Linked DNA regions of Homo sapiens: region 1 is linked to region 2. A link is a contact called in ENCODE Hi-C or POLR2A ChIA-PET data. All regions are on one chromosome and are shown on one strand. The core of a region is the stretch at or near the end of the contact, and the rest is flanking DNA. Distances in the headings are between cores, read along the strand shown.

The links. Hi-C counts contacts between places; a loop is a spot of excess contacts on that map. ChIA-PET counts read pairs that join two places held with the same protein, here RNA polymerase II (POLR2A). Pooled maps may share reads with other maps.
Region 1: a loop to region 2 is called in a pooled map, with 3 times the contacts of the local background. The contact joins the enhancer-like site here to the promoter of FARSB in region 2. A Hi-C loop is called at or near these places in 2 of 50 pooled maps. POLR2A ChIA-PET finds 5 or more read pairs at or near these places in 2 of 52 experiments (H1 and WTC11).

What each region holds. Positions count from the first base shown.
Region 1 is chr2:223,096,111-223,102,768 of GRCh38, forward strand. The region is part of intron 1 of LOC124907986 (a long non-coding RNA gene); the gene reads left to right. Among named protein-coding and RNA genes, the nearest start is that of KCNE4, 47 kb to the left of the region's middle. Within about 2 kb of position 4,106, at least 6 of the 41 ENCODE cell types and tissues checked have a DNase peak (open chromatin) inside an H3K27ac peak, as active enhancers do.
Region 2 is chr2:222,653,790-222,660,295 of GRCh38, forward strand. It overlaps FARSB (phenylalanyl-tRNA synthetase subunit beta), which reads right to left and starts at 2,303. Exons shown (of 17, transcript NM_005687.5): 1 at 2,227-2,303. The coding sequence starts at 2,284. It overlaps LOC124907985 (a long non-coding RNA gene), which reads left to right and starts at 2,644. Exons shown (of 2, transcript XR_007088095.1): 1 at 2,644-2,722. RefSeq lists an enhancer at 2,364-2,413 and a silencer at 2,530-2,726.

The sequences.
Region 1 (6,658 bases), core at 2,856-5,355, 440 kb after region 2:
CTTCACCACGCTGGCCAGGTTGGTCTCGAACTCCTGACCTCAGGTGATCCGCCCATCTCAGCCTCCCAAAGTGCTGGGATTATAGGTGTGAGCCACCGTGTCTGGCTTGTGGGTCATTTTTAGCTCTCATTTCTAGAAAGAAGTGAAAGCTATGGCTGTCCTGAGGAACTTGTATACACAGTGGCTTAAGTGAACTAAATGGAGAAAGCCCCCACCCCAAAGCCTGACGGCAATTGTTTATTGTAGTTGAATTGATTTGTTTCACCTTTGGTCCTTTCTGCAGCCTATCCAGGGGCTTAGAGTGGTGGGACACAGACAGCCCTCAGAGAGAGCCCGGAGGGTCAGGAATTCATCTCTAGTTTGTAGCATGCCTGACACAGGAGTCTTGGGAAAAATGAAATAGTAGCTGGAACCTTTTGGTTTAATGTCTGTTAGTGATTTATGATGTTCCTATTGTTATCTATTCTAGGCCACTGACGTTCAAGTATAGTATTTGTCTTTTTCCTGTAAGGTTCTGATGAACACTTCAGGGGCAAGTTTATTATTTTTCTCAAGAATTGCCTGTCATGGAAAGCTTTTGGTTTCTTGCCTGGATTCTGCTACCCCAACAAGGCATTTACATAAACACAAGGGGCAGGGCTTATATTTAGCAAGACCTCATCAGCAGGGGCATACCAGTTACATCCTTGAAATACTTCCACACTTGGTGGTAAATAGCTACAGCGGCTCTTCTGAGCCTGCTGGATGTCCCTGGACCACCTCGCCCCCTCTCTCCATGGTCTGGTCACTGGGGCCCCTCCTTTGGGACACACACAACAGGAAACCTCATGATCTGGGCAACTAAAAAAGTAACACCTGGCCAGGGTGGTGCCTGAAGTTTATTTAATTTGGGGACCCAACTTTATTAAGAAGAAAATAATAGTTGGTACAAACTTGAACATAGAAGTAGAATAAGAAATCATAACAAATTATAAATTTTAAACACCTGACAATAACCCAAACATCACCAAGACTAAGACACATAACAATCTCTTTTACTACTTAATCGCTCTTTATAAGGCCATAAAACTTTTCTTTGTATATACTTTTTTGGGTTATATTTTCTTTGATCTCTTTACATAGTAATACTTTTATAATATGATCCATAAAAATAATAGAAAGAGAATTCAGTCTGTCTTCTTTTATGGTTCACCAATTTTTATTTTTATTTTAAATCATATTTACTAATTTTACTATACCTTATGAAAACTACATCTTGTATTCACAATTTTGCACGGCTGATTGTTATAAGAATTTTCTAAAGACTAGCTTCTGAGACCATACATTTCAAAACTCCTTATTCTGGATACGCACTTACCTCCAGTGCGGGTGGCTTGAGACATGTTCATGTTGCCCTATGACCTCTTGCCTTGTACATTCATATCATGCTGGTTGGTGGGGATTCAGATTACCCCTGTAAATGTCGAAGGGTACAGCCACCCTGGTTTTGGCACTAAAAGCATGTTCTACAGAAAGAAAAGCTGATAAATTCTCAACTTCTCAAAATTAAAACCTTTGCCCTGTAAATTCCATGTGAAGAGGATGAAAAGACATAGACAGAGAATATACTTGCAAAGCATGCATCTGATAAGGGATTGGCATCAAGAACATAGAAGTAACTCTCAAAACTCAACAGTAAAAAACTTTAATTTAAAAATCAACAAGAAACATAATAGACATCTCACTGAAGAAAATAGACAGATGGCAAATAAGCACTTAGAAAGATATTCAACATAATTGGCTATTAGGGAAATACAAATTAACACTGCAATGACATATCGCTATATGTCTATAAGAATGGCTGAAATAAAGAATAGTGACAACACCAAAAATGATGGTGAGGATGCAGAGGAACTGGCACACTCACACATTGCTGGTGGGAATGCCAAAGGGTACAGACACTCTGGAAAACAGCTTGGCAGGTTGTTTTTTCTTTTCTGAAAAAAACCAGAACATGTGGCTACCGTACAACCCAACAATTGCAGCCTTTTATATTTATCCCAGAGAAATGAAAACATGTGTTCACACAAAAGCCAGCACGTGAATGTTTGTAGCAGCTGGAACGAGCTCAGATGCCCCTCAATAGGTCTATGACTAAATAAACGGTGCTACATCCACACCATGGAACTCTACTCAGCTATGAAAAAGAATAAACTATTGATACGCACAACTTGAGTGAATGTCATGGGAATTATGCTGAAAAAAAGCCAATACCCAAAGATTACATACTGTATGGTTTCATTTATATAACATTTTTGAAGTGACAAAATTTTAGAGATGAAGAGCATATTAATGGTTGCCTGGGGTTAAGGAGAGGGGAAGCTAGGGGGAGGGAATCCGGTGTTGTTCTAGAGGGTGGCGTGGTGTTAGATTGTGCAGCAAGTTGGCTGTGGTAATAGGTACACCTCTCTACACGGGTGACAAAAATTGATGGCACTCAACACACACGCACACACACACACACACACAAAGTAAAACTGGAAAATCTCAATGTAAATGAATTTGGTCAAAATTAATATCTGGTTGTGATATTGAGCGATTGTTTTGCAACATGTTATCACTAGGGAAGCTGGAAAAGTGCACAAGGAATCTCTGTATATTTCTTACAACTACTATTATCTCAATAAAAATTCCAATTAAAAAGAACTTAAAAATACTTCTGAAAGTTATTTCTACTCTACAGCAGTTAACAATAACAACTACATACAAAAGTGACTATAAAGTACATGCATATATTATTGCTAAACCGAAACCAGTGTATTACTAAATCTATTTTTCCTTAGCCAAATCCCAAAATTTCTTTGGCTACTCCAGTGCTATCCAATGTGAAGGGAAGTGTGACAGAGGAAACATTGGAGTGGAGAGGAAATAATCAATGGTATTAACACATTGGGGTTAAATTAGCTTACCTCTGCAAATGTTACAACAATCTACCACCATGTGAATACATTGCTAGATCCTCCCTGCATGAGTGGGTGAGGGGCTCCGAAGCTTAATTAAGCCCCATAGTTTCCCTGAGTCTGTGCCTGAACTAGGCCCAACAGGGGTCTCAATGACTGAGTTCATCGGCCTCTCCTGTGATTCTTGGTGTCTGGGTTGGGCTGGCCATTGGGTAGTTTGAAACAAGGCTGCTAATCTTTAAGTTTTTCAAATTAAGTTTTTTGTTTGTTTATTTTGAACTCACAAAAATTAAAGAATGTGGCAGAGGCATATGAAATGGTATGAGAGGTTTGCTGTAAAACCCTTTGCTTTCATTTGGACTTTGGAATAAGGGGGTTTCATTAGAGAGCCCTTTTTAGGGAGCTTATCTTCAGAAGAAACTAGGACACTGATGAGGAGGCAGTTTTACCTGTAAGGTGGTTCAGCTTTTTGAACTCCAAGGACAATGCCATTCAAGAGCTTGACAAAGCAGTGGGCAAACTCCTTGTGCACTTCTCCCGTGACTCTCTTCTTCCTTCCCTGGGATAAGGCATGGTTTATCTGGCTGCTGGGATGGGAAAAGGCGATCATGCCATCCATCATGCTCAGACCTTTGGATTCTTTCCTTCAGAGCCACCTGCCCACTTGCCTCCTCTTATCCCTTCTCCTTACAGAAAGTTCACCAAGGCAGATCTGTGCCTTACAGGGTGAGAGCAAGGGCAGCCAAGTCCCCAGCTGTCCCGCCCCTCCCTGGGTCAGGAGGCTTAGCTAGGTGGAGGATGAGGAGAAGGGACTTTCTTTTGCCTTTGGGCTTAAGCTATGACATCAAATCCTGCTTTATCAATGATAAAGCCAAAACTTGGACTATGATCTTATTCTTCTTTCTACCTCTCAATTGGTTCAGATCTTGTAGGGTTGAGAAATGTGGTGAAATGAAAGCTTAAACACACGAAACTTACATTTATCTACATGTGTAATGTTCCAGACACATCGTCTTGTGAAATGCCCTCGAGAGCCTTCTAGGCACATTTAGGTGCATCACCGGCATAAGCACCCGCTCTGGCTCTGGACACACAGTGACCACAGCACTAGTCTACAGAGAGGAACATTTTTTTTCATTTCAGTACTGTACATTCCTCCAAGAGTTTTTGAAGCAGCTGGCCTCACGCCCAGTAGTTCTGGGGGAATCATTTGGCCACTCAGTCCCAGTCTCCCTCCCAAACATGTGGCAGTCAAGGAGAATATTCCTTTTATGATCTCAAGTCAGCTTAGAGTAAAACCAGTCCAGTTTGTAACAGAGGAGGCTGTGGACATAGCAAATAAATCACCAGTAGAGCAGAGAGGTGGCTCCACCTCCCCATGCCCTGGTAAGCTCCTGGCTATGCTTCCTAACTGGGAAGGAGATAGCAGACCAGCTAAGCACTGGAGCATCTGCCTCAGGTGACTTCCCCACCCCCACTCCCAATCCAGCTTGGTGTAGGATTTTCACATTCTCTCCTCTTTATTTCTTTTTCCTCCCCCTAGTCTCATTTGCTTTGGGAAAGACATTTATAAATACAGCTGGGAGCCTCATTTTGCCAATGAATTTTACTTGCCTGAGAAGAAAGCAAAGTCTAAAGTTAGCTTCTGAATCTTGCAATGACAAATTGGTTATTGATACCAACACCATGTTGGTATTGGTGGAATACCATGAGGACACTGGACCGATGCCAGTGACACAGATCGGGCAGGCGAGCTCTTGTTGCTCTGGTCAAGCTGCTGGCTCTGCCCCAGATGTGCCACTATCATCACATTTGAGTGGCATCTCCTTGGCTTGTGAAAGATTCATCCTCTGTGCATCAACAGACTGGTATTCCCAGAAGAGGAAACCAGATTTCGGTTCATGATGTGGTAGAAAGAGCACTAGTCCAAACTCAGCGGGCCTGTTTCTAGTTCTGACCTTGTCACTTGCTGAAAAGCTTCAGTTAAGTCACTTTTCAACAGTGCCTCAGTTTCCCTTATCTATATAATGAGCAATCAGAGCAAGTGCATCTCTATTTCCTTTCCAGCCCTCACTGTCTAGAGTTTATCAGTGCTCTAGCTTATAAAGTGGAAGGAAACAGAACTTACTGGGCAGTTTCTTCATGCTGGGCCTTGAAGCAGAGACTTGATACTGTTCTCATTTAATCTTCAGAAAGTATTATTCCAGTTTTACAGAGGCAGTAACTGAGGCTCAGCGAGATTAAGAGACTTGTGCAATATCACACAACTGATCTACTGGTGAGCACACATTTTGTTACAAGTGTCAGGAAATCCAGCTTAACCTGGGTTAAGCAAAAAAGAGAACAAGGAGTTTGAAGATGTGACCAGGAACTGGCTTCTTCTCTCCACCTATCAGCTCTGTTTCCTTTGTGCTGGTTTCATTGTCAGATTTCCAGTGCTAACCATGTGGCTGCAGCAACTCCAGCCCTCACATCACCTGGGGCTGACCAACTGCTCTAGTTTGCCCAGGAGTTAGGGGGTTCCCCAGACATGGGACTTTCAGTTTTAAAGCCAACAAAGTCCCAGTCAAACTGTGACAAGTTGGTCTCCAGCATCAGCTACAGATTCAAATCCAGCAGGAAATAGCATGCTTTTTCGAGTAGCTCTTGCAAAATATTCTGACTTGCTCAGACCTGACTGCTTTATACCAGGATCTCTCCCAGAAACAGTCCCTGTGGCCGGTTCGATGCAGGTGTGCTGATTGGCTTAGGCTTGGGGAGAGCCCTGCCCAGACCATATGCTTGGTGGGGGAGGGGAAGAGCCCTAAAAGAAAGCAGAGGCTGTGGTCAATAAGGAGTGTAGGATCCTGTGGAGGTGAGTGGGAATGACACCCTCTGCTGGTAAGTGGCAGGATCAAGTTTCAAACCCCAGTCTCCTTACTGTGAACCACAGGGAGATGAATTTCCAAAAGATGCTGCGATTCCTTGCCAGGTATGGTCAAGACAGAATGCCCAGCTGAGTTAGAGACTGGTGATTCTGATGCAAGAACTTTAGGAGTTCTTGGCTTTGTGGCCTTTGAATAGAGAACAGATACATTCCCTGGCCCCTACTGCACTGCAGGATTTAGGAAGGTGGTGGACACCATGTGCATGGCGGTGCCTGGCTGATTCTCACCATGTGAGCCTGTCAGCTACATCCTGCAGCACCCTGTTTGATGCCAGTGGCAGAGCCACGCCTACTCCCTGTGGAAATACAGTTTCCGCACAGGCTGAAGGACATCTGTCTGAGAGATTGACATTAAAAAAACATTAAAAGGTGCCTTCTGTGTGGTACCAGTTTAGAGTGACCTGGCTGCTAATACTGTCTTTTATTAAAGCTTCCAACAACAGTTACTGGAGAGCTACTAGGCTAAAAGGAAAGATTATTTTTGGCTCTCATACTTCCTGTTTGAGGAGAAAATGGTGTTCCAGAAAGACTTACAAAGACTGAGAAACTGCTAACATAATGACATTGAAGACGGGAGAGAAATTTCACACTGAAATTTTTATTTCAAGTGAGAGAAAAAGTGTGAAAATTATTTTGAGGGTGATGATAGAAACATGTTGCAATCAGGAAACAGAAATATGTTCTACTTAAAAAGGCCTAATGTTAGAGGTGTATCGGATGGTTTTCGTGCCAAGTTTATCTTCCTGCATATGAAAAATTTTAGAAGTGTTACTAACAGGAATGACTCTACAGC
Region 2 (6,506 bases), core at 1,053-3,552:
CCAGCTACTTTTTGTAGAGACAGGGTTTTGCTGTGTTGCCCAGTCTGGTCTCCAACTCCTGAGCTCAAGCAATCTGCCCACCTCGTCCTCCCAAAGTGCTGTGATTACAAGCATCAGCCATGTACCTGGACCTTAAAAGATTCAGTAGCTAACAAACACATATTTGTGAAAAAATCAATCTTAATTGATCACTGACAATATGAAAAAAAAAGGGAAGCAGACAGAATATGTTAAAACATCAGATGATAGTAAATAGGTTATAAATCTCACCATTTTTAAAAATCTGGATTATTTCTTACCTCCCTAGAAATGGAGACTGGGATGGGAACTGATTATAGATGTTTTGAACAAATATTTGCCACCTACCATCTTAGGCAATTCAGGTATACAGACTGAGCATTCCCAATCCAAAAATCTGAAATCTGACATGCTCCAAAACCCAAAACCTTAAAGTGCAGACATGATGTCACAAGTGGAAAATTCCACACCTGACTCCATGTGACTTGTCAAAAACACAGTCAAAACCTTGTTTCATGCAAAAAAAAATTATTTAAAGTATTCCATAAAATTAACTTCAGGCTATGCATATAAGGTATATGTGAAATATAAATCAATTTCATGTTTAGACTTGGTCCCACCCCCAAAATATCTCATTATGTATATGCAAATATCCCAAAATCCAAAATCCAAGACGCTTCTGGTCTCAAGCATTTTGGATAAGGAATTATTAACCTGTACCACATCCCATTAGTGAGAATATGGTTTAGAAGGGCAGGTAAGAAATATAAATAAGCTCATTATAAAATAAAGCGATTAGGCGATTAGAGCCAAGTACAAAGGGTAAGAGTAATACAATACCCTTGTATTTCCTTTACTTTCAGGGACTTATGGCAGAACTTACGAAGAATATCACATAGAGAATAGGTACTATCTAAAAGTACACACTTAGGAAAGATTCTTAAAAGCCAGCTTTATTTTCACTGTAACAGTAATCTTATTCTGGGAAGCGGTGGCTGTCATTAAACCAATTAGGCCTTTGTTAACACACTGAGCCCTAAAAACAAAAAAAACAGCTCTCACGAACCAGTTGGTCCAGCCTTTATACAAGCTAAAAATTATGGGGTGGGGGCCGGGCGCGGTGGCTCACGCCTGTAATCCCAGCATTTTGGGAGGCCGCGGCAGGTGGATCACGAGGTCAGGAGTTTAAGACCAGCCTGGCCAAGATGGTGAAACCTGGTCTCTCTAAAAATACAAAAAAATTACTCGGGCGCGATGGCGGACGCCTGTAATCCCAGCTACTCGGGAGGCTGAGGCAGAAAATTGCTTGAACAGGGAGACGGAGGTTGCTGTCAGCCGAGATCGCGCCACTGCACTCCAGCCTGGGAGTGCAGACTCCGTCTCAAAAAATAAAAATAAAAAAAAAAATAGGGTGGGGCAGCTGCTACGGCTGTGAGGTAACTGATAACTGCATTTAATATCTCCCTCCTTTTTTTCAATGGTTGTGTTTTTAGAACTGATTAAAAGATGAAATGTAGAATGAAGTCTACACCCATTTAATACTCCCCATTCAGGTCTCAGATCAAATGTTACCACCCTATCTAAAGTTGTTCTTGGCACAACACCTTTTCTTTCCTTGATGGCATTTAACATTATCCGAAATCATTTTATTAACGTGCTGGTTAATTGTCTGCCTCCATCAGACAGAACGTGGACCTGACGTGTCGTGTGCACAGCTCTAGTCCTAAGCTCTTAGAACAGTGCCTGACACATAACAGGCGCTCAGGAAACATTAATAAAACGAAGACAGGTGGAATGCCGTTCTCCACCCCGCTGCACAAATCTCTCCTCCTACCCCCTTATAAACTGAGTTCCCACAGCGCTGCTATTGCAATTAACTGGCTACGCTCGGGATGCAACCCCGGGTTTCCTTCCTGTTCTATCCCCTGGCTTGGATGTCGGTGCCAGGCACGCTGTAGGCACTCGATGGCAGATCGCTGAATGAATGACACGGCAAGCCGGGCACAAGCAGTGGCACCGCTGCGATGCCGGTTCCGAGGCTACCACAGCCCAGCCGGACCGCCACCATCATCGGCCTTCCCGCGTAAACCCCGGCCTCCCGGAGCCAAAACCTTCAGGAAGGCATGAATGTCGCCACATTGCCCTTTTGGAGGGAGGCCCTGCCTCCGAGAAGAGGCGTAGGGCCCAACGTATAGGGCCGCCACTCACTGTAGGTGCGGCCCAGGGCTTGGAAGAGCAGATCACGCTTCACGCTGACAGTCGGCATGGTGTGTCGAACTCACTGCGCCTGCGCAGCGAGCTGACCCGGGCTTCCCTAGCGAAGCGCGTAGGACCCGCCTCTTCTTGTGCGTGTTGTCTTGAATATCGCCATTCTGCTGGCAACAGTTCCTGTTCTCTTTTTAACCTAAAAACACTCATCATGCCATTACCTCGCTGATTAAATGTATCTTTATGAGACTAATAGCTTAAAAGCCTGTAAGAAAGATATAATTTGATAGAACTGGCTAGGATTTGTCAGGCATTGTAATGTACTGACCCTGAAGTCCCGGATGCTTCCAGGGCGCTAACGGCCGGGGACGCCCACCAGGTGGGCGGGGCGAGAGTGGGGCGCGTCAGGGAGGGGGTGGGGCCTCCACGTGGGAGATCTTGCCTGGAGGTGGTGGAAATGCGAGTGGAGAGGGTTCAAGGCTTCCTGCAGAGAAAGGTGTGCAAATCCTGGCGGCGGGAGAGGGGCTGTTAACAGACCTCAGTTTTTACTTCATTCTTTAATCTCTCCTCTACTCGTATAAGTGATATACCTGTGCTTTGTTTGAACTTTACGGCAGCCCTATAAGGGAGGCATTGTAAGAGACCTCTTTTTTTGTCTATTTGCTCAGTGCTCTCTGCTGTCAGTGGGCTGTGCTCAGCCCTCTGCCAGCATTAAATTTCCTCCTTAAAACAACCCTGAGTGTAATAGGCTGAATAACGGCCCCCAATAATATCAGACCCTAATCCCTGCAACCTCTAAATGTAACTTTATATGGAAACAGCGTCTTTGCAGGTTAAGTTAAGGATTTTGAGATGAAGATTATCCTGGATTCGAAAGACGAACACTAAATGGAATCACAGTATCCTCATCAAATCATAAAAGGGAGGTTGAGAGAGACGATTTAGCCACGGTGGCAGAGATTGGAGTATGGCAGCCACAACCCAAGGATGCCAGCAGCCACCAGAAACAAAGAGACAAGCACACACTGGGGGTGAGGGGGTGGAGGAGCGGGGAGCATCAAGAATAGCTAATAGATGCTGGGCTTAATACTTAGGTGATGGGATGATCTGGGCAGCAAACCACCATGGCATACATTTACCTATGTAACAAACCTTCACATCCTGCACATGTATCCCTGAAATAAACAGAGACAAGGACAGATTCACGCCCAGCCCATGGGGCAGCCCTATAATGCATGCTGATTTGGGCCCAGTGAAACTGATTTTGGGTTTCTGGCCTCCAGAACTGTGAGAGCATAAATTTATGGTTTAAGTCAGCAAGTTCGTGGTAATTTGTTTCAGCAGCCAAGGGAAACTAATACATCAAGATAGGTACCATTATCCCTGTTTTACAGGTAATGAAACTAAGGCACAAACTGGCAGTTCCAGGGGGAGCCTTGCCCTAATCCTTTCTACTGTACAGTGAGTGAGGGCTTCTTCCAAAGTCCTTCACATGAGGGGAGAAAAGCTGAGCCAGATGTAAGCCACCCTAACTATTAATCAAGCAGTTTTTCACTATACAGTATTAGCTCCCCTCCATGGGAAGGCAGTCCCTTCCCAGTGACCAACATAACAGATTGGCAACACCCCATAAATGGCAAACATCCCCAATGCAAAATACAGCTTTCCACCTAAAATTGGTGCTTTCTGCTCAATTAATAAGCAAAGGACTAGTGCCAGGCATGATGGCTCACACTTGTAATACCAACACTTTGGGAGGCTGAAGTGGGCAGATCACTTGAGGTCAAGAGTTGGAAACCAGCCTGGCCAACATGATAAAACCCCATCTCTACTAAAATTACAAAAATTAGCTGGGTGTGGTGGTGGGCACTTGTAATCCCAGCTACTGGGGAGGCTGAGGACTGAGAATCACTTTAACCCAGGAGGCAGAGGTTGCAGTGAGCCAAGATCACGCCACTGCACTCCAGCCTGGGTGACAGAGCAAGACTCTGTCTTAAAAGCAATAACAACAACAACAACAAAATAGTAATAATAAATAACCAAAGGACTTCCTGCTGACCTGCTCTGCTTTGGGCACTCCAAAGTGTTCTGTGGCCTCTGAACCTCAGTTTCCTCATCCATAAAATAGGGATAATAATATACACCTTAAAGAATTATTGTGTCCCATATCTGTAATTCCAGCACTTTGGGAGGCCGAGGTGGGAGGATTACTTGAGCCCAGGATTTCAAAACCAGCGTGGGCAACAGAGTTGGACCCCATCTCTAAACAAAAAGAAAAATTAGCCAGGCATGGCGGCAACACACCTATGATCCCATCTACGCGGATCACTTGAGCCCGGGAGGTTGAGGCTGTGGTGAGCTGTGATCGCGCCACAGCACTCCAGCCTGGGTGACAAAGTGAGACCTTGTCTTAAAAACTAAAAAAGAATTATTGTAAGAATTTGAAATAATACTCATAAATAACTAGTATAGTTCTTATCATGTCAGAGGTCCTGGAAATGGGGCAACTGTCATTTTTTTTAATCCTCCTAGTTAGTTTTCTGCTAGTCTCAGACCACCAAGGGGCATTTTGTTCCCATCTCTCACATCCCCCAACTGACCTATCCTACTTTTTATCATTGCACATGTTACAGGTACTCTGTCCCTTCTCTGTGAGAAGCTAAACTGTTAGAAGATTCTAATGGAAAAGAGGAAACTAGGCCACTAGGGCTCATCACAAATGGCATTAGCTAACTGAAAGGAAAGGTACATGGAAAATGATGAGATCGTATATCACAAAATGTAGGTACATGCTTCTTTCATCTAACTTTGGGGCCAGACTGAAAGCAGGAATGAGGTGGCAGCATTTCCTAGGAAGGAAAGACGAGCTGGACAAAAGGCATGGAAAAACTCTCAGCTCAGCAGAAATTAAGGAGATGCAAATAAAAATTATAAGGACATACATGTTTATACCTAGGAGACTGCTAGAAGTCTTAAAGTCTGAAAAAAATCAGATCTTGGCAAGAATTTGGGAGTATAAATTGATATAACCTCTTTGGAAAATATGGCCTTACCTAGAAAAATGGGGCATGTCCATATCCTACTACCCAGCAATTGCACTGCTAGGAATATTCCCCCAGAGAAACTCTTACCCATGTGCACCAGAAGACTCAAATAAGAATTTTCATGGTTACATTGTTCATTATAACAGAAATCTAGGAACAACCCAATGTTTGTCAGTACTAGAATGGGTAGACAGTTATGATAAATGTATACAGTGAAACACCATACAGTTATGTAAACAAATGAACTACACCTGCATGTATCAACTTGGATAAATCTTACGTTGTAATTTTGAGGGAAAAATGTAAATCACAGAAGAATATGTATCCTTGATGCCATTAATATAAACACTAAAAACCAGGCTAACCTAAAGAGTATATTGTTAGGCATACATAAATAGAATGGTAAGCCTGTAGTAAAAGCAGAGGATGACAAACACAAAATATGAGACCAGTGAGTTCTGAGTGAGTTGGCAGGGCTGCAGCCTGGAGTGTTGGAATACCTGTATTACTCAGAGTCCTCCAGATAAATAAATAGGAAACAAGTAGACAGATATTTATTATAAAGTATTGTCTCACATCATTATGGAAACTGAGAAGTCCCACAATCTACCATCTGCAAGCTGGAGACCCATGAAAATGAGTGAAGTAGTTTGAAGCCCTGAGAGCTGAAGAGGTGGTGGTACAGATGCTGTCTCAAGGCCTGAAAGCAGGGAGAACTGAGAGCAGGGAAAGATCTATGGCCCAGCTCAAGTATTCAGACAGAGAGTGAATGCAGCCTTCCTCCCCCTTTTTATTCTCTTCAGGCCCACCATGGATTGGATAATACCTACCCACATTGGGGAGGGCCATTTGCTTTACTCAGTCTATCCATTCAAATGCTAATCTTGGCTGGGTGTGGTGGCTCACGCCTGTAATCCTAGCACTTTGGGAGACTGAGGCAGGCAGATCACTTGAGGTCAGAAGTTTGAGACCAACCTGGCTAACATAGCAAAACCCCGTCTCTACTAAAAATACAAAAATTAGCTGGGCATGGTGGTGCACGCCTGTAGTCCCAGCTTGGGAGGCTGAGGTAGAGGAATTGCTTGAACCCAGGAGGCGGAGGTTGCAGTGAGCCAAGGTTGCACCACTGCACTCCAGCCTGGGCAACAGAGCAAGACTCCATCTCAAAAAAATAAAAACAAATGCTAATCTCTTCCAGGAATGCCCTCACACACCCAGACATAATGTTTAACCAGC